Linked DNA regions of Mus musculus: region 1 is linked to region 2. Evidence: chromatin loops called from intact Hi-C (ENCODE). Cell type or tissue: left cerebral cortex. All regions are shown on one strand. Each heading gives the region's core, and the rest is flanking DNA. Links, peaks and the distances in the headings are about the cores only. Region 1 has its middle 85 kb from the start of Gm39809. Region 2 holds the start of Acvr2a (activin receptor IIA).

Evidence for each region. Peaks named below come from ENCODE experiments on the same cell type or tissue, not always from the same donor. Only the 100,000 strongest peaks of a DNase experiment are listed, where the experiment ranks them.
Region 1: a loop joins it to region 2, with 2.5 times the contacts of the local background. A loop is called at or near these places in 2 of 42 quality-filtered maps.

The regions. Positions count from the first base shown.
Region 1 is chr2:48,617,705-48,629,882 of GRCm38, reverse strand. No RefSeq gene overlaps it. Among named protein-coding and RNA genes, the nearest start is that of Gm39809, 85 kb to the right of the region's middle. In left cerebral cortex, for the core only: a CTCF peak has its summit at 5,240; a DNase peak (open chromatin) is centred at 5,624.
Region 2 is chr2:48,806,392-48,817,824 of GRCm38, reverse strand. It overlaps Acvr2a (activin receptor IIA), which reads right to left and starts at 3,716. Exons shown (of 11, transcript NM_007396.4): 1 at 2,999-3,716. The coding sequence starts at 3,053. It also overlaps the pseudogene Gm13489. In left cerebral cortex, for the core only: a CTCF peak has its summit at 4,051; DNase peaks (open chromatin) are centred at 2,458, 2,898, 3,711, 4,073 and 4 more places; H3K4me3 peaks cover 4,401 bases; H3K27ac peaks cover 3,453 bases.

The sequences.
Region 1 (12,178 bases), core at 1,848-9,847, 190 kb after region 2:
GTTGGTTTCCAACAGTTTCTGTAATAGTGCATTTGAAAGCCTCTAGATGGTTTCCCACAGTGCTCTGCTTCCAGCCAGGCAGGGTCTCCATTACCTGCCTGACCTGTCAGTCATCTGGGTTTCCAAATAGTCCCTCATCTCTTCAAGTCATTTCCAGCTCTGACATCTTGTGGTTTTACTCTTTGCCAACATCCCGCCTCTTTTTCTACCTTGCCTCTTCGTTGTTCTGCTGCTTCCTGCGTCTCCCCCAGCCTGAGGCTTGCCAGGGGCTCGGCTTTTCAAGTCTGCTGTGGAGGATCTGCTGAGAGAATTCTGGCTCTGTCCCTTTGTTTCTTTCCTTCCTCACCTTGACAATAAGGACACAAACTCTCAGTTTTACTCTGTAGTTCCATTTACTGTTTGCAGCAGATTTCCCCCTTTCTCTGGAGCAGCTGTTCTCATTCTTCTAACCAGTTTTTAAAAGGCTCGGATTTGGAAATACGGTTGCTCTGTGCCTCTTTAGAGATTCATCCATAACTGTCAGAGCCTTTTCATTCCCTGTCTTTTGTATAGGTTTCTTTTATGAGCAGAGTAATTTGCATTTGTCTTTAATTCTTAATTTGTCTTTGCATTTACTGTGGATGTAACATGCAGCTGAATTTGCATTTTCCCTTCACTTCCATTCGCATGGACTAGGGCTGTCTGAGGTGTAAACTGTGGAGAATTCAGGAGCCTGCTTGCTGAGTGGTAGAGTTGGCTATACTGGCTTTGTTTCGCTTCTCCCTTTCTTTACTCTGCACTACCTTATTATATTTACATGCTAGAAGTTGTAACCAAACACAGCCTATCCTTCTTAATCCATTGGCTACTTATTCCCATTAGCTGAAGATTTGCCCTTTAAATGGCAGCTATGCTGGCTTTTCAGGAGAAACCTTTTGTAACAGGATGCTCTTAGTTTCTTGGGTATAGAAAAGCTTAGGTTTTACTTTGTCTCTATCAAAATCACAGGTCTGTGCCAGTTATCTCTCTGGTCCTCAGCTTCTTTATCTGTAAGAAGGGACTCTTAATAACTTTTCACAGTTCTTATGAGTTACAAGTGATAGGAAGAGCAGGGGACCCATTGGGAATAAAGACACCATTACTGCCCGGGAGCCCTCTGTCTAGCTTGTGTGTAGCTGCTGATGGAGTTTGTTCCATGGAGTTTTACCAACAGTAGCCACTGTGTTTCAAATCATCTCAAAGTTCCCATTAGAAAGGCAAAAAGGACCAGGCTAAAATCCACCCACAGCCCCTTGCTAGGAGCTGCTCTTAGCACTAGGAAATAACATTTACACAAAAGGTTAACGCCTTACACCAAACCTAGAGTCCTGATGTGTCTACCGAAAGCATTAGATCTAATTACCCCTCCTAGACTGGCAGAAGTTAGAAGTGGCCCTATATATTCCAACATTCAATTACAAGGCTGCTCTTGAGAAATAGATTTCTTTTAAACCGTGTTGTAGAATGTTGAGAAAATTGTTAGTTGCTTCTATTGCCCATTTTGTAGAAATATATAATTTTTAGCCTCTCTGAGAGGGAGGAGAATTTCAAGTCAGTGTGAACTAATTGCAGGGAATGCAGAAGTAGTTCTCACAGGGGCCTTGGAGGCAGCAGGAAGATTCTAGAATAGTAGAATAAAGTTTACTTGGTACTGGAGCCAGGGCCATTCCTTAAACAATGAACTTTCTTCTCCTCCTCTCTGGAAGTGCACATTTTTTGCGTTTGGAATTAGGCTCTGAGGTAAGCAGAATTAGTGAATTTAAGTGAGTCAGAATCGGTTTGAACATTTAGAGAGTGCAGCGAGTCCCTTGCTTTTCTTCTAATCACTTTTTACCACTCAGAGAAAGCTTGCTTTAGGTTTGGGGAGAGGGCAGGTTCAGAATTGCCTTGCCAAGACCTCTGCTCTTGATGGCACAGATGTGGAGAATGAGGAGTGTGACCATAAGCACATTTTTCTTAAGATACAGTAAAGACTTGGAGATGAGAGAATGAAAGAAAGGGGACTTAGGTGGAGAGGTCAGAAGAAGCAGAGGGCATCGCATGCTAAGAAAACAAGAAAAGTGGAATAAAGCACCGCCATGTTCTCTAAAGCCAGAGAAAATAGCCTCACCACAACCAAACACAAATGTTAGGATGAAATTGTTGGGTTCAGAAAGCTGCATTTTAAAACTTAGGGACCATATCTCATGGTGGCTGGCGAGTCCTTTGTCACAATCTTTATAAGTGCAAAGGACACTGATGTCTTCTTGGAGTTTGCCAAAACTTTTAGACACAATATTAAGTATGAATCAGAGCTTAGGAGTTAGATTTTTTTTTGTCCTATTTACCCTGTCTGGGTAGACAGAATGCAAAGTTTGTATCAAGCAATCTCATTGGAAGCAGCTGTCCAACTTCTGTGTCTAGGAGGACAAGCCATTTGTTCTTTAAAACTTCCATGCCTCAACTGGGCAAGTGTAAATTTCTTTCTGACCCTATCTCTCACCAGGGGAGGGTCCTTTCTGTTCAGATTGCAGACTGACTGCTTTCCTGTGGTGTTAGGAAGCCTTGTTCAAAGATCTCAAAGGCTGGCTGCATCTCTTTCCTAATGAAGCACCCTTAGCTTGAAGCTGGGGGAGAAGGTCCATCTGGCTTCTGCCATATGTGTGTATGCTGTCAAACCAGTAAACACGGCAGAGTTTGCTGACAGTGAGGAGTTTCAGTTAGTCAGTCATAAATTAGGGAAGAGATATGCAGTGTTCCCGCTGCCGAGAGCCTTCATGCTCTGGATCAGATGCTATACGTACCTAGCTTGGAAAGAAAGGCATTGTCAGAGGTCACACAGCTCAAGCACATGTAGTGACAGAGAATGAGTATGGGACGAAAAGTCCCAAACCATCTCTGAAACACCCATTTCATGTCTGTTTGCTTACACAGTCAGTATACTGGCTTTTCTGTTTTCTCACACATGTATTTAGTCAATTACAGGTTTGGGTCTTTTTTTTTTTTTGTACTTGGGGTAACTATTGGGTAATGTCTCTGTGGAGTCTTTAAAAATATTTCTGTGCTCGTGAACATATGTGTATTGTCTTCCCAGAATGTGAGTTATTCTTGTCTGATAATCAGGTAGGGAGACAATAATTAAAGTTTAATGCATCTGTCTTTTTAAGGAGAAAAGTGCTCTCTGACTCCTAATGGCAAATTTCATTATTATGATTTTAATGCTTTTAGACTAAAGGGGAGTTTGCATTTAGGCTGTGAGAAGCACAGCTAAACCATTCCTCCAAGACATCTTCAATTCATTTATGGGTTTATGTTGCGGTGTGTTTTAATGTATTACATTTAAAATAGACTGTGATGTGTTAGGTTATTTGAATATCTTAAGTCAGAAATCCTTCAGATAGTAACTAGCTATATTTGAAGATATTACCAAAGGAGGACCACAGTTTCTAGGTGGAACACCACACCCTGAACACCCCCTCTTACCCAAGAGATCCTTCAATGCCTAGAAGGCCTTCCCTTACTTTTTCTTTGTAAGAGTAGGATGTAAAATTAGCTCAGAAATGTGCGGGGTCTAAATTAGCCATGTTTTGGTTTTTTGGGGCTTAGGATTTAAAATGGAAAAAAAGGTGTTGATGAATGGGGAAAAAAAGAATATGTTTCTAATTTGTATAAAGTGGATTATGACTATGAGGTGTGTATGTGGGGAAAATGTTTTATAGGAAGAATGCTTTTCTGGTCCCAGAGGTAAACATTATAAGCCCCCTGAGTTCCCCTTTCATTACTTGGTACAAGAACGATGGGCACAAGATGATGGCTGTTTAGGAAACCTTTGCTTCTTCACACGGAGCTTGTTTTAACCACGTGACACTGAAGCTTGATGTGCTGCTATCGTGAGTGGTTAAACAGTAAGCCTCTCTCAAATTCACATCTACTTGGAACTTAAAATGTGCTTTATCTGGAAAGTGAGTCTTCTCAGGTGTCATAATGAGTGAGCTGTAACACTGGTTGAGGGTGGACACTAAGTCCTCATAAGAAAAGGACAACAACATTGAGAAGAAAGTCATGTGAGGGAGGAGACACTGTCATTACCCACCTACAAGCAAAGGAAGGCAAGCACTCTGATGACCTCCAGAAACCAGCAAAAGGTGTGGATCAGATTCCCCTATGTCTCCAAGTCAGGAAAGTGTACCTCCTTAGATGTGCAATCTAGCTGGAATGCTCACTTGTGTGGGGTGATCCAAGCACCCTTCTCTCTTAATCCTTATGCCCATCACCTTGCCGGAGGATATGCACCTTCCCATTCTTCCCTCTCTTGCTCTGTCAGCACCTCAGCCCGCCTTCATCATCATCATCGCGTCTAGTGTTTCTTTATTCCTTTCTTATTCACAGGCATATGGATTGCATCTGGTTTTACTCAATATTCTATCTCTAGCACTCAACCTTGTCTTTGGCATTGAGAAGTCAATACATATTAAACTGAGTGAAGAGCTGAACACAAACACCTACGGTTGTGAATGCTGGGTACAACCCTTTTTGTTTCAGGAAGACCAGACCGTTTGGTGGGATTGGTTCCCAGCATGGTCTGGAATCTTCATCTTCTTTACAAGTTACCTTGAAGCAACTGTGCTTCCATCCTTGGAGTCTGATATTCAGACCAAATCTGTGCGTTGGTCTTGTTTCTCTAGTCGCTGGATGTTTAGTATGCATCTTTCCCAACCTTAAGCTTAGTCTGTATTCCATTCTGCTTGTATTCACTGTTAGGAATTTGTATGAAAGAATATGTAGGCGTATTTTCGAGCACACCTGGTCAAGCCTCTGTTCCAGATTCTGTTGTGGTTAATTTGGGGTGGACTTTAAGCGTGCTTATTATATAGAAGTTGCAGAGGTGAATCTGCTGAGTTTGGTCTTTCATGCTTTTTAAGAGTGGGAAACAACTATTAGAAATGAGAGAGTAATTAAAATTGAATTCTCTAAGTAACCCCAATGTGCAACCAAGGGGGAAAGAGCCTCCGCTAGAATCGGCAGACTTCCTGTAGGAAAGTAAAAGAAACACAGATCTTGGAATGCAGGTAAGAGAATGTGAGAGGCTCAAGTTTGGGGCCAGATTGCGGTCTATCCGTGGAAAGAGGCCAAAAGGGGAAAAATGTTTACCACCTTTGTCTCCTAGCCAAGCCTCTCTCTTTATACCTGGGGCACATTCCAGCACTCCTTCCTTATGACTCCTCTCTTATTGTTTGTTCTGCCAGAGTGCCCTCCTGGTGGTTGTTAGCAGGTTGATAAGACAGTGGCTAACCAAGAAAGGAGATCACTGGGGCTGGTTATAAGAGCCTGATTATAAGAGCCTGCAAATTATGAGTATGGGTGACCTCCTTTAGGTTTCCTATCCTAGGAAAGTTTTCCTCCCAGCTGCCTAACTGAGGCTGGGTTCTGTCAATTTTGCAAGAAAGGGGCCTGGCACTTTAACTGTGGTGTCACTAAGTGTTCCCATTTTATGTAACACAGCCTTTAAAACACTTCTCTTAAATATATGTTAGGGTTGGGCTATTTAAAGCTCAAGACTTATGCCGCTCAGACATGAAGCACAACACTCCAACATAGCTTTAAGTTATGCAAATGATTTCTTCTCAGTTGCTGGGCGAGAAGCTTTGTTTTGTCATACTGGCCTAGGGCCAAACAGGTAGTGCGATCTGAGTAGGCAGCCCTTTCCTACTCCAGAGCCTGCCTAGTGCTTAGCCAGTGCTGGTCTCAGGCATCCAGGCAGGGCAGAGGTCAGCCCGACGAAAGACATGTTGGAAGGTGGCCTGCTTTGCAGAGACGTAGCCAGCACCTGCCTAGAGGAAAGGGTGCTGAAGTCCATGCTGCTTATTGGAAAGATAAGCTGTTTACTTTTCTGTCTCACATCTTTTGCTGAACTGGGTCATCTTTTTAAAAGTAAAATTTTACTTCTTAGAAACATTGTTATTTATAAATACACATAAATAGTATACATGAGTAAACGTGGCATGCCTATAAACTCAAAAGCGAGCTGAGTCTTTATCCCTGAGAGCACCGGCCCTCAACCTTCCTAATGCTATGACCCTTTAAGACTGTAGTTCTTCATGCTATGCTATGGTGACTCCCCAACCATACAGTTACTTTTGTTGCTACTTCATAACTGTAATTTTGCTACTGTTGTGAATTGTAATGTAAATATGTTTGCTGATATTCTTAGGTGACCTCTGTGAAAGGGTTCTTAAAGTCCCAAAGGGACTGTGACCCACACACCAGTTGAGAACTACAGACTTGGAGACTTAGCATTATTAGTTTGGATCCTAGTCAGTCCCATGTCCTTGAAAGTCCAATATTATTCTAGAATTTTCTAAGTTTATTGGCGTGTCTGTTTCATACTTCAACGTCTCTATGAATTGTGGGTACAAAAGGCCCAATATCATATAGACAGAAGAATATCATAAACTTCTAGCAATTTATCAGCTTCAGTGAAGATCTCTTTTCATAGCGGAGCAGAATCACATCCTACTCTCTATGGCGCCTGTGACCTCCTGCCTCCATTTCCCTCCCCCCTGTGTCTGCTCACCTCCTCTTTTTCTGCGTAAGTTCTGCTTTTCACGTGACCCTGGATGACCCCTGTTAAGCAGAATGGTTTGGTCCATGGAAGCAACAGCAGGAACTGGGGCTTCTACTCTATCCCTAAATTTCCAAGTCTAACTCACAAGGCCCTCACTGCTGCTGAGATGCGCCATTCTTAGAGAACAGTCTTGACTATAAACAGTTTTCTCTCCGAGGCCTCTGATTCCTTACCGTGTGCTCAGGTGTATCATGCATATGGATATAATGGATACTGTGGAAATTTTAGAATGTACAGGTGGGCTCTTTTGCAGGCAAGCTGTGTGATGTTATTAGCCCTGAGCTATATAAAGCCATCCAACTTTAAAGCTTGAATCTGCACTATTTTTGGTACAGAAAGAGAGTGATGCTAAGGAAGACGAAGAGAAGAAGTGGAGTGTTCAGGCATAGATGTGCCGTTCCCTAAGTGAAAGGTGGGAAATCTAGAAGCCAGCCTGGGAATATTAATGAGACTTTGCAAAGACTCTCCTGAGTTTTCAGAAGAAGGACAGATGCTACATAAGCATCCCTGTGAGATGGAAGCCAGGGGAGATTCCTCCATTTTGAAGACAAGAACATGGAGAAAGGAGATGTGACTTGCCCTTTAAACTGTCACTATCTCTGTGAAGGGGGCCTTACAAAGTCCGTACTTGTAAAGTCTTTAGCAGCCAGCCCCCATGCTTTATAATATGTCATTATTACTAGATGCTGCTCAATATTTCTTTGGCACTCTCATCCATCCATCTGTCCAAATCCTGAGCCCCCTGTGGGGAAAGACTGGGTCCTTTCCATTGCTTTAGGCAGGAGAATATTAAGGACTGAATTCAATAATGCTTGTGAATTGGTGGGCAGTGTGCTGTGGAGGCAACAGAGGTTTAACCAGCTATATCTTTCTTTCCAATAATTTTCCTCTCTTTCTACTATTTAAAAATAATTATGAATATTTTTATCTTAAAAAAAATAAAACAGGGGCTAGAGAGATTGCTCAGTGGTTAAAAGTTCTTGCTTTTGCCAAGGACCTGGGTTCAGTTCCCAATGTATAGTGGTTCACTACAATCCTTATCTCCAGTGACAGGGGATCTGACACCCTCTTCTGACCTCTGAAAGCACCAGGCATGCATGTGATCACATGCGCACACACACACACACACACACACACACACACACACACACACACACAGAGGGACAAATATGCATATATGTTATAGAGAGCTATATCTATAATATGCTACTATTTGGAAAAATACAAAAATGTATTTATAATATATAAATAGATATATGTATATATTTCCAAATAGTAGCATATTATTGATTTAACTTTGTACCTTGTTTTTGTATCTCGACTTAGCTTGGAAATTATTCTGTCTGTTTTTGTGTTGCTTCATTTGTAGTGTTCCTGGCTATAGATAGACATACCACCATTTATTTATTTTCTTTATAGTAGGAATTAAATTATGTTAAATATTTTGTTATCTCAATGGTACAGTGAGTGTCTTTGTGCATATATTAAATATGTATGCAGAACAGGCTGGCTTTGAATTTACAAGAGATCTGTCTGTAATCCCAAGTGCTGAGATTAAAGGCACTTACCACCTCATCTGACATTTGGGAATACACCTATAGAATAGATTCCTAGAAGTAAAATTGTCATCCCAAAGAATTTATGTATCCAGTAACTTGGAGGACATCACTACCTGGTTCTCCATGGGTTGGGGGACTGTTTCAGTACGTACGATGTAAGAGAATATGATTATTTTATTTTTGTGGTGCTGGAAATGAAATCTGTGGGTTTGTGTTTGATACACAGGTGGTCTACCACTGAGCTACATTTCCATGTTGCATTTTGGGAAAGCTCTATGTATGACATGAAAACATAGAAGGTGCCAGAGCCCTGAAGCATGTCCCAGGGTAGAGCGGAGGGACCGCATTCATGCGCAGTTTACTATGTCCTGAGCCTTGGTGTAATCTTGACCTTGTTAGTTCAAGATAATTTGGTAATTTGTGTGTGGTTTCATTTGCTGGTGAATTGGCAGCTATTCAGAGATAACAAACATTTACTGGTGACCTTCTCTGTACTAGAATTAGAGAAAACACTTTCTTTGCTATAGTAATTTAATCCTGGGAAGTGGATATTATTATTCTCGTTGTTTTTGATGAGGGAAATGAGATTCAGGTTAATTTACCCAAGACTTGCTGTATATTGAGAAGGTTTCTCCAACCCTTTGCACTCTGCCACCCTGGCTTCCTGTCTTACTTGTGTGATCTGAAAGATTAAGGAAGTAGTTAGTTGGTGGAACTATATTTTATCCAAGCAAGAAAAGCTTCAAGTACTGCAGCAGGGCCATCGTTAAATAAATGCATTCTGAGCGTATCCATAGAAACAGAAAGCACCTGGTAACAAAAGGATATGTTCTGATGTAAAAATCTCAACAATATTGTAATTCTAAATCACAGGTCTATATTAGAGAATATGTTGTTGTATACAATGACTCTGCATGAGAAGGGAGACATCTTAACCTCACCATCATTTAGGATTTGGTAACTTCAAGAAAGGGGCTATAAGGGAGAGGCTTATTTTCTAATTAGGAACACAGCTGAGCTGAGACAGCTGCCAGAATTTAAGCTCTGTGGTTACCACTGTGACAAAACCTGATGATAGGGTGTTTTACTTCCAAATACAGAATGACCACTAACAGAACCAAGAAAACCTTGTAACCATCTGTTAGGCTTTCCCCTACCATGAGAAAATGTCACAGGGCTTTTACAGGAATCCAGGGATCACACTTTGTGTCTCCTTTGAGGTTTCATTGATAAGATGTGCTATCTATGAAAGTACCATTTAAGTAAGAGTCATGCTAGACCAAACTTTGAGATTTACCTGAATCAATGGTTGACCTTGTCTAGGCACAAGCACGGTTACCTTTGAAAGCATGAATACATCACTCCTATGCTTAAAATATTGCAATTACCTCCCATTTTAGATAAATTAAATTAATAGTTCATAATGCAAGCTACAATATCAGTCCTTTACACCTCTGATGTCAATCGGCACTGTATTCATCTCCCTGAGAATGTTCTTGCCAGGCCACATTAGTCTCGATTTGTCCTTCGTGAAAGCCAAGCTTTTCTTTGACTTCAGGGATTTTGCTAGGTTCCCTCCCCCCTGCCCCATTGCTCTTTGCCCATCCATCTAATAGGTATGCCCAGGAGGCTCACTTCACCAGTAGGAAAACAAAGTATGGTTAACTGTACACATCTCCTGAGATGTTCAACAAGAGGAGATGTATAGAGCATTGTTCTTGCTCTGGGAAAACAAGTAATGAGACCAGACCTTCTGTTGAAGGAGGTGAAAACACACAATAATGCAGGAACCAGAAGGAGGAAAGAGGAGAAAATGTTGGACAGCAGCGCTTCGGGCTTCCATCTACACCTCCTAGAAGCATCCTGCTATCCAGAGGTAGGAGTATGTGCATCTTTGCTTCTGGGCTCACATTCTACTCACTGCCGCCTTCTACCAATGTGACCTAGTGAAATCTTCCTTAATACTTTTAGCATTTGTTTCTGTAATTTTAGCTCAATGGCTCAATTATCTGCTTTCCGATCTGTACGTAAACAAGAACAGAGAACACATGTTTTTTCTTCTACATTGTATCCTGAAAACCTCGCCCTTTTATGTAGTTGGAGAACTGTCCCATACCTTTTCATACCTTTGTTTTCTTGCCCAATGTGACTAGATACTTCTTTATGTGCAAAACATAAAACAAGAATTCATGTAAACACTCCTCGTGGAAGCATTTACACATTGGCAAGAACATAGTAAGCTAGTTGGGCTGAGCCAATTTGCTATACTAGAGGTGCTCATCCAGCGGTAGTACTTAGACTTAGTTGTGAAGGATGCTTGAAGGCCTGTCTCAGAACTCCTGTATCCACCCTCGATCTTGTCTAACAAGCTTCTAGGCAGCCGTGGTGCACATTAAATGTGAGAACAGCCAGCTGTCATCAAGCAAGTCACAGAAGGAAGCCGAGGACAGAGAGTGGGAGAACAAACAGGAAGTAAAAACATAAAGGCAGCTGTAGAGGTCACTTTTTCCAGTCAGCTCTGACCTCATTTCCGAGGGCTATGGTTGAACCTCTGGCCTTTGCTTGTTTAGCCACATCTTTTAAATTTCTTCTTCTTCTTTTAAATTGTCAATGTGTTATTTTGTTAATGTATTTTTTTCAGTGACATTATATTTACAGAGGCAGAGACTTTTTAGTTAGAAAGCAAATTCTGTTGGCACAATGAAGAATTTATTTTAGGAAGCTTTCTTGGATTAGTGCTAACCAGTACTCCATAGCTTTGTTAAGAAAAAAAAATCCATTACCATGTTGAATAGCATTGTTCAAGCATGATCCGGACATGTTATTTTAGGAGAAAAGAGAAAAAAAATCAGGCTAAAATCAGGCCAAGATCAGGCTGTAGGGTATTTGGAGGTCCTAAGAACATTGGAGGACATTGAAAAATAGGATCATAGATGAGATATGGTGCAATTTACACCGGTTAGTTAATTAACAAAGTGTCAGAGGGAGGATAGAGAGCCTAACAAGCTTTTCTCTGATTTGCCTCAGAGAGAGAACAAGCATGCCCATCACTGATGCTCTTCAGCTACAAACCCACCAGACACTTCTTACTCCAGTGTCAGCATGGCAGTTAGTGGTTTGATTTGGATGACTATCTACTCACTGTGTAATTCACACCAAAGCTCTTGGCATCAACCCTTCCTTCTTGGTGTCTCTCTGGTTTCTCTTTAAACTCCTGACTTCAGGCTCTGCTGTAGAGGCTCCTTTTTCTTTCAGGGTTCAAGGCACTTTCCCTCCCTCCCTCCCTCCCTCCCTCCCTCCCTCCCTCCCTCCCTCCCTCCCTTCCTCTCTTTCTCTCTTTCTCTTCCTCTCTTCCTCTCTTCTTCTCTTCCTCTCTCTCTCTTTCTCTCTTCTCTTTCTTTCTTTCTTTCTTTCTTTCTTTCTTTCTTTCTTTCTTTCTTTCTTTCTTTCTTTCTTTCTTTCTCTCTTTCTATCTTTCATTTGTTTATCTATATATTTATCTATTTATCTATTAATCTATCCATCCATCTATTATCTGTCTATGAGAGAGAGAGAGTCTCAATATATAGCCCTGACTGTTCTAGACCTCACTTTGTAAACCAGACTGGCCTTGAACTCAGAGATCTGTCTGCCTTTGCCTCCTTAGGGCTAGGATTAAAGGTGTGCACCACCAATGCTCAATCTTCCTTAAGAGTAGGATTCTTTAATCATGTAGGCTGAATCTATCCCCCTCCCTCCCACCTCTTTTCTCTCTGTGTTTTGAAAGTAGATCCTGAACATATCACCGTTATGCCTTAGTTGTTTTCTTCTCAGGCGTGCACCCATTGTTCTTCAGAACATTTAAAATAGGGACTACTACCATTCTTAGTCTTCATTAAACTTGCAAGGATTTTTGACTAACTTATTCTACAAGGGGGAAAGCTTTTTGGCAACTCCAGCAGGACAGATGGAAATGGGCCTGGCAGGGTTTGATGTTCTTGGATGTTGTTTCCATCAT
Region 2 (11,433 bases), core at 1-8,000:
GCTGCTCTTCTAGAGGACCAGAGTTCAGTTCCCAGCACCTACATTAGGCAGCTCATAACTAACTCCAGAGGCCTGACACCTATGTTTCCTTGCATTTACATGCACATGCCACCCACAAGCAGACACACACCTACACATAATTAAGACTAGTAAAAATAAGTCTCTTCTCTACAAAAATGAAAGCAAAGGGACAAAAGAAAAAGCGTTACTATTTATCATTTGTTAACCAACATTCAGAAGTCCTAGAAGATTGTACTATCAGCTCTCCCTCCAACTACACAGTGATGCCTAGCTAGCAACTACTGTTATTTCTGCTCTTCTTTATGAATATACTGACCATACATACTGTTACCAGTTCACATGGAATCCAAAAGAATCAAATTCAAATACCACAGGAGCTTTTAGCACCTGAGGTAGAATAAACCTCAGTATTGGGCAATGTTAAATTCAGCCTCACATTTTTACAACTTGTGAGAAAAACACGCAAATTAGCCATGATGCTTCAAACAGTAAAAAGCAGATTTGTGTTTTGAAACAGACTCTAAAGAAGGATAAAGAGGAATAAAAATTAAAAATCATCGGGAATCTGAAGGCATTCCAGGATGAGGGCAAAACTTAAAATGTTTCTCCTGGAATGAGAGCAAGGAGGAAATTATACACTTGGCCATATCCTACAGGAATAGTCTGCATAATCAGTCTCCATAGCACACACCATGGGATGGAAGCTGAAAAAACCAGTCTAAAAAACAGTTAAAAACCAGCAACCATGTATCCTTCCTGAAAACCTACAATAAACACATCCCTTACTACTGTTTCCCATTTGATTTTTTTAAGTCAGATACCCAGAAACAAACTGGTAATTTAGTAAATTACTTAATTCTAATAAAAATAGCCACCCTCTGCTTCCAGTGCCAGATTACACATTACACAGAAAAATCAATTAAAAGGCACCACACACAGAGAGAGAGAGAGAGAGAGAGAGAGAGAGAAAGAGAGAGAGAGAGAGAAACCTTTTAAGAGTGCACTTGATTCCTGACAAAGTCCTTTAAAAATTTTTTTGACATTTTAAGCACAAACACACCTTCATGTATCAATATGGATAAAGTTTTTCAAATTATTTCAATGGATTATCTATATGTTCTATAACAGCAGAACTTCTCAACCTCGAAATGTTTGCTATTAGCCTGTGAGCCCAGTGAAAATAATCGCAAAGGGAACTACTGAACTACTCGGTTCCTCTTACTCCGAGCCAAGCAGAGGAAGCTGTAAGATCTGTAGTGTCAGCTTGCTTTTCCAGGAGTGATACCTTGGGGCTGCTCAAGAATAACCTCCCTCACCAATTAATGAGACTCAGGTGGGTTTGAGAAAGAATAATGTCCACAGTCGTTGGTCAGTGGCCATGATGCCCCTCCTCCTCAAGGGCAGATCAGAAAAAAAGGAGACCTGAGCAGGAGTTTACCAGCTAGATATATAGGGTCAGGGGGAAAAGCACTATGAGGGGGAAAAACTACAGGGTTAAGTCGGTTCAGAAAAGCAAGACGTTTAACATCATCAAAGCTTTCATTCATTTCAGACACCATTGTTTAGCTTGCTCTCTAAACCGAGCACAAAAAGAACTGTCCGCCTGCCTTAAGCATGTTCCTTCTTCCATTTAAACAGACATGATTCTTTTGGTTAATCTCTGGCAATGATCGCCATTTCACAACACATTCAGCCCACCCGGAACTGATCAATACCACTACAGACATAAGACTAGACTTTATCCATTTATTAACCACAAGGAAATGTACCATTCAGCAAAATTCTATACATTACAAAGGATTCTATTAAAAGGGGGGTGGGGTAGGGAAGATGGACACACACACAACAGAGAGGTACACAAAGAAAAGACTACCACCTTCTAATTTCCCTGTGACATACGAGGGAATGACACAACCATGAAACCTGTCAATTTGTCCCCCACCCCTCCTGTTTGCCACAACCTAGGAAGTATACACTGAATTTTTATAATGAATGCATTCACTGTGACTTTTAAACTCTTTCATCCCTCCAACTAACTCTCCGGTTAAGTGCATTTGCACACCTTTCAGCTAGATGTATGTATGCATTTCCAGAATTTCAATACAAAAGCCTAGTTTTTCCAACCACTGGTTGCAACCATACAACATCTTCACATAATCAAATTTTTCAGATATAAAATGGCCAGAGTATTCTCCTAACCTTGAGTTAAAAGAAAAGAAAAGAAAAAGAAATACATCTCACAAGAACAGCATATTTAACATGAACACAATTTCACATGGCCTGTTCTTAACTGAAAACAACGTGTCGGTGCAAAGCGTTTAAAATAAGTATTCCGTAGGTAAGCAGAATCTACGCCTGAAAAGAGCACCCAAATGGTGGGTGAAAGCCAGCACACACCACCAACACACAGCAGCATACCTCTTCTGCACTGGGTTAGGGTTAATACTCCGGCAACTAAAACTATTTTTAACACTACTGGACAATGTAGTTGGAGAAGACGTGAGAGGAGACCTAGATTAAATCGCTGATAGGATGCATTGTTTCTCACAGTCAAAATTAAACACCAGCTCACTTGATCTATGTCTCGATATTCACCGGTGAAGCACTAATTAGATGACGACCAAAACCGGTCCTTGTTTTGGAACAGCTTAGGCTAAATGACATTTTGGAATACCTCCTTCTGGGTCTCAAACCTTTACATAAATTTTCACTTGTGGTATTTGCGGCTTGAACAGCAACCCAACCAGCGCTGTCATCGAGTGTTATGGCCACAAACCATGACTTTCTCACTTGCACAACAACACAGCACTCAACCTATCAGTTCGCCACACCAACCCAAAACAAGTGGAATTCATGGAGATTTCGAGATGATCGGGGCTGCGGGTTTAGGCGCGGGAAAAGCCTCGGCCCGAGAACTGCCCAGCAGACGGCACCCGGCACCCGGCCACAGCCCCGCCGCGCCGGCTCCTCCACCTACCTGAAGAGCAAGAGATAAGAAAGACGGCGAACGCCAACTTTGCAGCAGCTCCCATTTTCCCGAGGCGCCGGAGAAGCCGTAGGAAGTTCTCGCTAGATATCCAGTTCCCTGGGTCTTCCTCGGAGACAAACCTCCTGGTGTAAAATCAACCGTCATAAAACATATTCGGAAGCCCCGAGGCGGGGGGGAGGGGGAAGCAAAAAACGTTCACAGGGTTGAAAAAAAAAGGATTTAAAAAAAAGGCACAACAATTTAAAAAAATGTACCACGGGGGAAAAACCGCCACATACACGCACAACACACCAAACCAAACAACGAAAAGCCAACAACAACAAAAGCGGGTTGGAATCACTGTCAAAATCACTGTCAGCTCCGCTCGCCTCTCGCGTCTCAGCGAACAAAACGCCTGGCTGAGGCGACGAGGCGGCGGCGGCGGCGCCCGCAGCCGCCCGGACGGTCCGGGAGCCGAGCTGCTCCGACGTCCGGACCGACCTTCAACCCGGACACCCAAAGTCCGCGGACCACAGTAGCCGAGCTCGCGGCGGTGGCGGTGCGAGGCGGCCGCGGGAGACGGCGACGGGAGAGACGGTGGCGCAGGCGGCGGCCAAGTTCTGGTCCAGGCTGTGGCTCCGGCTCCCGGCTCCCGGCTCGGCCGCGTTTTCGGTCTCCTGGCCTCCGCCGGCCCCGCCCCCTACACTTCCGGTTCCGTCCTGAAGCTGGAAGCCAGGCGCGGCGGAGAAACGCTCCGCGGCGGCGGTGGCGGCGGCGGCGGGAGCGGCGGCCGGGCGCAGCGCGCGTGCCGGGCGGCGAGCGCGAGGAGATTGTCCGGGAGGCGGGGCGAGCCGGAGGGGCGGGGCCGGATCCGGAGCGCGCTCGCGAGGCTGCGGGAACCGAGACCGAGCAGACGGGACGGCGGGCCCTGCGGGTGCCCGCCGCGGCCCCGAGACGCCCGGTGTGCCCAGTGCGGTGCCCGCCCGGGCGCGAGAGCCGCGGCGCCCGAGCGGGATGGGCGATGCTAAGGCCGACTGCGGCGCCCAGCCTTTCCTCTGGGGGACGCCGAGGCCGCGCCGACTTGCTCCGAGTGGGCGGGAGCCGCACCCGCTGCTGCCCGAGCGAGCTCGGTGCTCGCGAGCCGGCCGCGCCCCCGCCGCCGAGGCCTCCCCACGTTTGTCTTTGGGCTAAAAAATAAAGGCAGGAAGGGCTGTCCGCCAGGTCAGGACACCCTCGCCAGATAGCTCGATGTGAGGTTCGGATCCTATCCACCACACCTTGTATACACAAAGCATTGTGTTGCAAACAGGTTTGCTCCTAGTTGGCGTGAAAGTCTGTATTAGGCTTGAAGTGAAAATCGCAGATTTCAGTGTATTGGACCGTCAGAGACGGTGGTGTTATCAATTCTTAGCCTCTTGTAAGACCTGTTTTTACCCCGTAAGCCATGTTGAACTGTTGATCGGGTGTTCAGTTAAGCACCGAAACATACAGAATGTAAAAATGTGAGCCCTACCTCCAGAAGCTCGGCTATTTGGGATATTCGAAGTTGGCTATAGCGTGCAAAGGATGATTGCTAGAGTCAGTTCGTCTGCCATTTAGCACAATTTGGTATAATAAAGGGGGAGATCTTGTTTTCCACTTTATTCCAGCATTCTGAAGGTTTTGACAGGAATGCTTCCTCAGTAGATAGGTAAATACCTAGAAGTTTGCCCTTTTTTCTTAATACAGTAGTAACCTCTGTGTTTGGAGACATTTTCAAGAAAAAAAGGAAGCAACTGTGGGATGGGTAATTAATGTTTTAGTGTACACTGATCCCCACATTTTTCCACAAACTCACTTGTATTTGTTTTCTTTTTCTCTTCCTATAAACTGCTCTATATTTCTGTCTATTAAGTACATCCTATAATTATCTGCCTATTTCTACTACTTGTCAGGGTTAATAATCATTGTGGCTCTTTAAACTCTCTCCAAGATTTCCAGTTCTCAAGCCCTGCTCAGAATTGATGGTATTATGCAACAAAATCCCAAACTGGTCTTCAGGATGCCTCAGTAAATCGAATGTAGTTCTGCAAACAGTTTAGGCTGGACAGAAACGAAGAGTTGCCACTAACAGTCTTAAAATGGAAGAGTGTGTTTACTTTAGAACCATCTACCCTCCTTTCTCCCAGGGATGGATCAGGCCCTACTGTTGTCTTGTCACTACATCGTCTCGATGTTTCTTCATCGCTAAAAACAGAGCAAGTGAAGCAACAAGAGTTGCATATTAGTTTCCTCTCACCTCCTAGTCTGACATATGAGTGAACGTAAAATTATTTTCTAAAGTAATGAAGAAGAACTTCAAGAATAATTCTGAATAAGAGCATTCTTTGCTAACAAAGAGTTAAAGTAAACCCCTGGGAGAAATTAGTGACAACCAGTCATAACAGCTATGCATTCTGTTCTTAAATGTGCTTCTGGGAGGCACCGGGATGGGCTCTTGTGGAGCTCAAGGTAGCTTCGAACTCCCTAGAGAGCCTAAGATGACCTTGAACTTCTGATCCTCCTGCCTCTACTTTGTAATTGCTGCAATTACTGACATGCACTACTGAGTTGTATTTATGTGGTCCTGGGGATCCAACCTAGAACCCCATGCATACTTAGCAAGCAAATGAGCTCCACCCAGAGCCCAGAATGTACTTTAAAAAAAAAAAAATCCAGAAATAGTGGCTTTAAAAGATAGTGTTATTAATCCCCACTACAGTTCCAAAGCTCACACTGAAGATAGAAATAGCTGAAATTATTAAGGCTGCCCTTTTTCCTCCATATTACTTATGTTTGACAAATTTCTACAAATGCTATGTAATTCAGTCATAGCCACCCCTAATGCTCCCCTCCCAGTACTCCTAGGGCCCCTTAATAAATGCCTTTATATAGTCTGACTGAGTCCAGGTAGTGGTGCTTGTATAAGCGTGGGCAGTCTACCAGTAGTCACATCCCTGCAGAAAGTCCTCTTCCCAGCAAACTTCAATTGCCAGTGGCTCCTCAGCTAAGGCCTCGAGAGGCTCTTCCCGTCAAGATGGGAACTCCTGCCTGGCTTGACCTTGCCAGGGTTACTGTAGCTGCTTCAACTTCCATGCCATGTCCAGAAGATAGTATTTCATTCACAGCACCCCATGGCTGGAACTTTTCTCCCATCCCCCATTCCACGGTGTTCTGTGAGCTTTATGGGATTGATCTAGACATCCTATTTAGGGCTGAGCACCCAACAGTCATTTACTCCTTAGCACTTTGACTAATTACACGTCTCTGCCTTGACTGCTGCTCACTGCAAAGGGAAATGTTCCTGGCCAGGGTTGACAACAGCACTAATATATGGGTATAACCAAATATTTAGAAGGCAGATTGGCAACACTTCTGCCTAACAAAACAACAGTAGTAGGTTCTCCCACGACAGCTTGTGTCCTTCCCTGGCCATGGGCTTTTGACAGTTTGCAGTTCTAGGCATCAATTCAGTGGTTCTCAGCCTTCCTAATGCTGCGACCCTTTAGTACATTTCCTCTTGTAGTGGTGACTCTCAACCATAAAATTACTTTTGGTGCTACTTCGTAAGTGTAATTTTGCTACTGTTATGCATTGTGATGTAAATATCTGTGTTTTCCAATGGTCTTAGGCAAAGCCTGTGAAAGGGTTGTTCCAACCCCAAAGGGGTCACGACCCATAGGTTGAGAAATGCTGAATTTATTCCTATGGAAACAACCTCAGATCCAATCAGAAAGTGGCTAGTCATCTTCCTAATGTGTATGCCACTATTGCAATATACATCTTGCCTAGGAGGTTAGTAACGCAACATTCAGGGTTCACTGTTGGGTAATATTATTGATGACTTTTGGCCCCAAGTAGCCTGCATAGCACCTTCTAGCACTATGAAAAACAGCTGTGAGATAGTTTACAGATCAGTTCCAGCTTGATTTATCTATGTCCTATAACCAAACTATGTTGTGTCTTCAACCATAGGGTCTTTCCATCTAGCGAGAGCAACAGCAATAGCCTATATTGTTTAAGGGGCCTCTATGGCCTGGCCAATGGCATGTAAGGAAGTATCCCATAGTGGACACTTAGATTTTTCATTGATTGACCTATGTTTTCTGGGGAAAGCAATGTCCACCTCTACAGGGTACAGTGTGGTGGTAGTGGTGTTCAAACTCCTTTAAAAAAAAGAAAGAAAGAAAAAGGCTCTCTGCTCCTCCTGATTCCAGAGACAGTCACATCTTGTACAATGCCAACCTCATCCCTGAAACATGATGATCATCATCAAAGTGAGCTAATTTGGCTCTATTGGGTGCCTTATTACCAGGGCTGCCTTTAGTAGACAATAGTAACTGCTATTCTAGCAAAATGGATGTTCTTGCCATCAGTGACCCCTTCATTGACCTCAAACACATGGTCTACATGTTCCAGTATGATTCTACCCACAAGTGCCACAGTATAGTCAAGGCTCAGAACTGGAACCTTGTCATCAAGAGGAGCCAGATTATTATAGAATCTACTGGTGTCTTTACCACCATGGAGAAGGCTGGGACCTACTTGAAGGATGGTACCAACAGGATTATCATCTTCCCTTTCTGCTATACCCCATGTTTGTAATGGGTGTGAACCATAAGAAGTGTGACTATGTACTCAGGATTGTCAGCAGTACTTCCTGTACCACCAACTGCTCTCCTCCCCCCAGACTCCAAACCAAGGTTACTCATGTCAACATTGGCATTATAGAAGGACTCATAACCACAGTCCATTAAATCAAGGGCACCCAAAAGACTGTGGATGGCCCCACCAGGAAATTGGTGTGATGGCTGTGGGCTGCCCAGAATATTATCCCTGCATCCACTGGTATTGACAAGGCTCTGGTCAAGGTCATCTCAGAGCTAAGCAGAAAGCTCACTGGCATGGCCGTCCATGTTCCAGCTCCCAATGTGTCCATCATGGATCTGACGTGCCACCTGAAGAAACCTGTCAAGTACAATTACTTTAAGAAGGTGGTGAAACAGCCATTAAAAGGCCCACTAAAGGGCATCCTGAGCTACACCAAAGACCATATTATTTCCTGTGACTTTAATAATGAAACCCACTCTTCCACTTTTGATGCTGGGGCTATCAATGCTTTGTAATGACAATTAAATGAAAACTTCATAAAGCTCATTTCCAGGTATAACAAAGAATACAGCTACATCAACAGGATGGTTGACCTCTTGGCCTACACGGCCTCTAAGGATGAGAAACCTTGGGGGCAAAATGAAAGAAAGAGAGAGGTCCTCAGCCACTGAGCAGTCCCAGTCCCAACTCTACCTTCAACATTTGAACATCTTGCTATTTACAGTTTCCATCCCAGATCCCTAGGAGAAAATGAGGGACCCTACCTGCTTGAGTACCATCAATGATGTTCACTGCACCCACCTCCAAAATTATATTTTTAATAAGCTTGCAAACTATGGTTCTATAAAACTTTTCATACATTCTTAGTTTTTATTAATCTACCTCCTCCCCACCCATCACTACCTAGCCCCATTCTCATCCTTGCCTAAGCCTTTAGCTCACATTTTCATATCACGTGCATTCTACTGCCTTAGAAGGCCTCTTACTCTCCCCCAGTCATGGGAAATTTCTACCTTCCTGATTTCTATAGACATAGACAGTCAAAATTAAATGTACAAATTAAAATCTCAAAAGTTTTCATCCACGTGTAAGAAAGAATATACATCATTTCTCTTTTTAGACCTGGGTTACTTACTATAATATTTTCCAATATCATTTGTTTGCCTATGTATTTTGTAATTTTATTATTTTAGAGCACAATACAATGCAGTTGTTTTGATGATTAGCTTAAATCCTCAACTCAAAACAACCTAGAGTCACCTGGGAAGAGAGTTTCACTGAGGGACTGATTACATTGAGTTGGACAGTATGTTTGTCTGTGGGGGCTTCTCCTAAATTTACCAATATGTGGGCACCCAGATAACTGTAGGTGGTTCCATTCCCTAGGCATGGAGTCCTGAACTGTGTAAGAGGAAAGAAATCAAACAGAATACAAGCAAGTAGCATGCACACATGTGTTTTTGTCTGCTCTTGATTGTGGTTACGCTATGATCTGTTTTATGTTCCCACCTTGACTTTCCATCAAGTGAACTTAACCCTGAATTGTAAGCAGAATAAACATCTCCTCCTCTAAGCTGATTTTTGTCACTGTATTTTATCATAGGGGAAAAAAAGCTGAAACTAGAATAGTTGTATATGTTCACATTTTCCATTAATCTGTTGATGCACATCTATGATGGTTTAGCTATTGTGAATATAGCATCAGTGAACGTGGCTGACCAAGTGTCTCTGTAGCTGTTTATAGACCCCTTTGAGTATAAGGACTAGTATACAAGGATATACGACAATTCTACGAACAGGATTCTCTTTTCTCCACACCCTCAACAGTATTTGGTACTGTTTTCTTGTTGATAGCCATTCTGACTGGTGAGAGATATAATCTCAAAGTAGTTTTTACTTTAAAATTTTTAATGACTAATGATGTTGGATGAGTTTTTAAGTGTTTATTAGCCATTAGTATTTCCTCTTTTGAGAACCCATGGGGGCGGTATTGGGCATTTGTTTTCTTGATATTTAGCTTCTTGAGTATTTGTGTATATCCTAGATATTGATACACTCTCAGATGTATAGCTAACAAAGACTTTTATTATGTAGTCTGCCTCTTTCACTTGATTGGCAGTTTCCTTTGCTATAGAGAAACTTTGTAATTTTATGGGATCCCATCTGTCAATTATTAGTCTTATTTTGTGAGTGATTGGAGGAATATTTAGAGAGTCCTTACCTATTTCTATATCTTGAAATGTACTCCCTACTTTTTTCTTATAGCAGTCGCAAAGTTTCTAGTTTTGGTCAGTTCAGAGTTGACTTTTGTGCATATTGGAAGATAAAGACATACTTTCAGTTTTATACATGTAAATATCCAGTTTCCCAAGACCACTTTTTGATGATACTATCTTCTCTTCGATGTGCATTTTGGCATTTTTGACAAAAAAAAATCAGATAGTTGTAGTTACATGGCCTTGTATCTGGGTCCTTTATTTTATCCCATTGATCTAAATGTCTATTTCTGTGCCTGGTATGATGCTCATTTTATCTCTATATAGGAGCAGCCAAAGCTCTAACTGATGAGCACTCTTTCTTATATATGACTATCATTTTAATGTGGCTTGTTCTTTCCTGTGGCCTCATGGATGGTTTTCTTTTCAGTCTAAGGATTCCTTCCTATATCTTTGTGTAGCTGCTTAGGGGTCGTAGATTCCTTTAGTCGTCTTTTTTTTTTTTTTTTTTTTTTTTACAATAATGGAAAGTTTTAATTTTTTATCAATTATGGCAGATAACTTTGCTGGGTATCATAATCTTGGTTTCCAGTCGACTTCAGAACTTGAAATACATCATTCCAGCCTTTCTGGCTTTCAGAGTTTCAATTGAATAATTTTTAATTTTCTGTTATTCTGATGGGTCTGCCTTTGTATGTGACTTGGCTTATCTCTTTTCCTGTTTTCAATTAACTTTGTATTATAATTACAATAGGAAAAGGGAAAGATCTTTCCTGATCTAGTCTGTTTATTTGAAATTTTTTTATATCTTGGGATCAACATCATATATTCCTTCTCGCTCTCTTTTTTGTATGTCTGCTTGGTTTTTTTGTTGTTTGTTTCTTTGTTTGTTTGGGACAAGGTCTCTCTACACAACAGCTCTGGCTGTCTTAGAACTTGCTATGTAGACCAGACTGGACTGGAAACTCACAAAGATCCACCTGTCTTTGCCTCCTCAATGCTGGGATAAAAGATACATGTGGCAGCATCTCTTTTCTCATTTCTGGGGAATTCAGGTTATAATTGTTTTAAAACAGTCTTCTATGCCTTTACAATGAGATCCTTCTCCTTTTATACTTGTAATCCATAGTTTTGGGCCTTTCAGAGTGCCATGTACATATTGTTTCCGTCTTTACTTTCCTCTGACCCTCTCTGCTTTCCTTCTCTAACCCCCTCTCCTTTCCTTGTTTCCTTCCTTCTTTCTTTTGCTTTTGCTTTCTCTCTTTATGGATAGTGTTTCAATAAATAACTCTTTTTAGTCCTACTGCTTCCATGTCCCCAATGTTAATATTACAGGCATGTATGTAATATCACAATTCCTTATCTCCCCAGCTCTAAGAAAGGAGAAAAATCAAGTCTGGTCCCACAAGGTGGGACTAGAGCCTGTGGCTGGATAGGTCCTAGAGGAAGAAGCTGGGTTTATTTTGCCAAATGGGCACAGTATCATACTGCTTGCTACTTTTACATTTATGTCCATACATTAGTGAAACTCTTAATTATCCCCAGAAAATCTTGCTTGCTTGCTTGCTTGCTTGCTTCCTTTCTCTCTCTCTCTCTCTC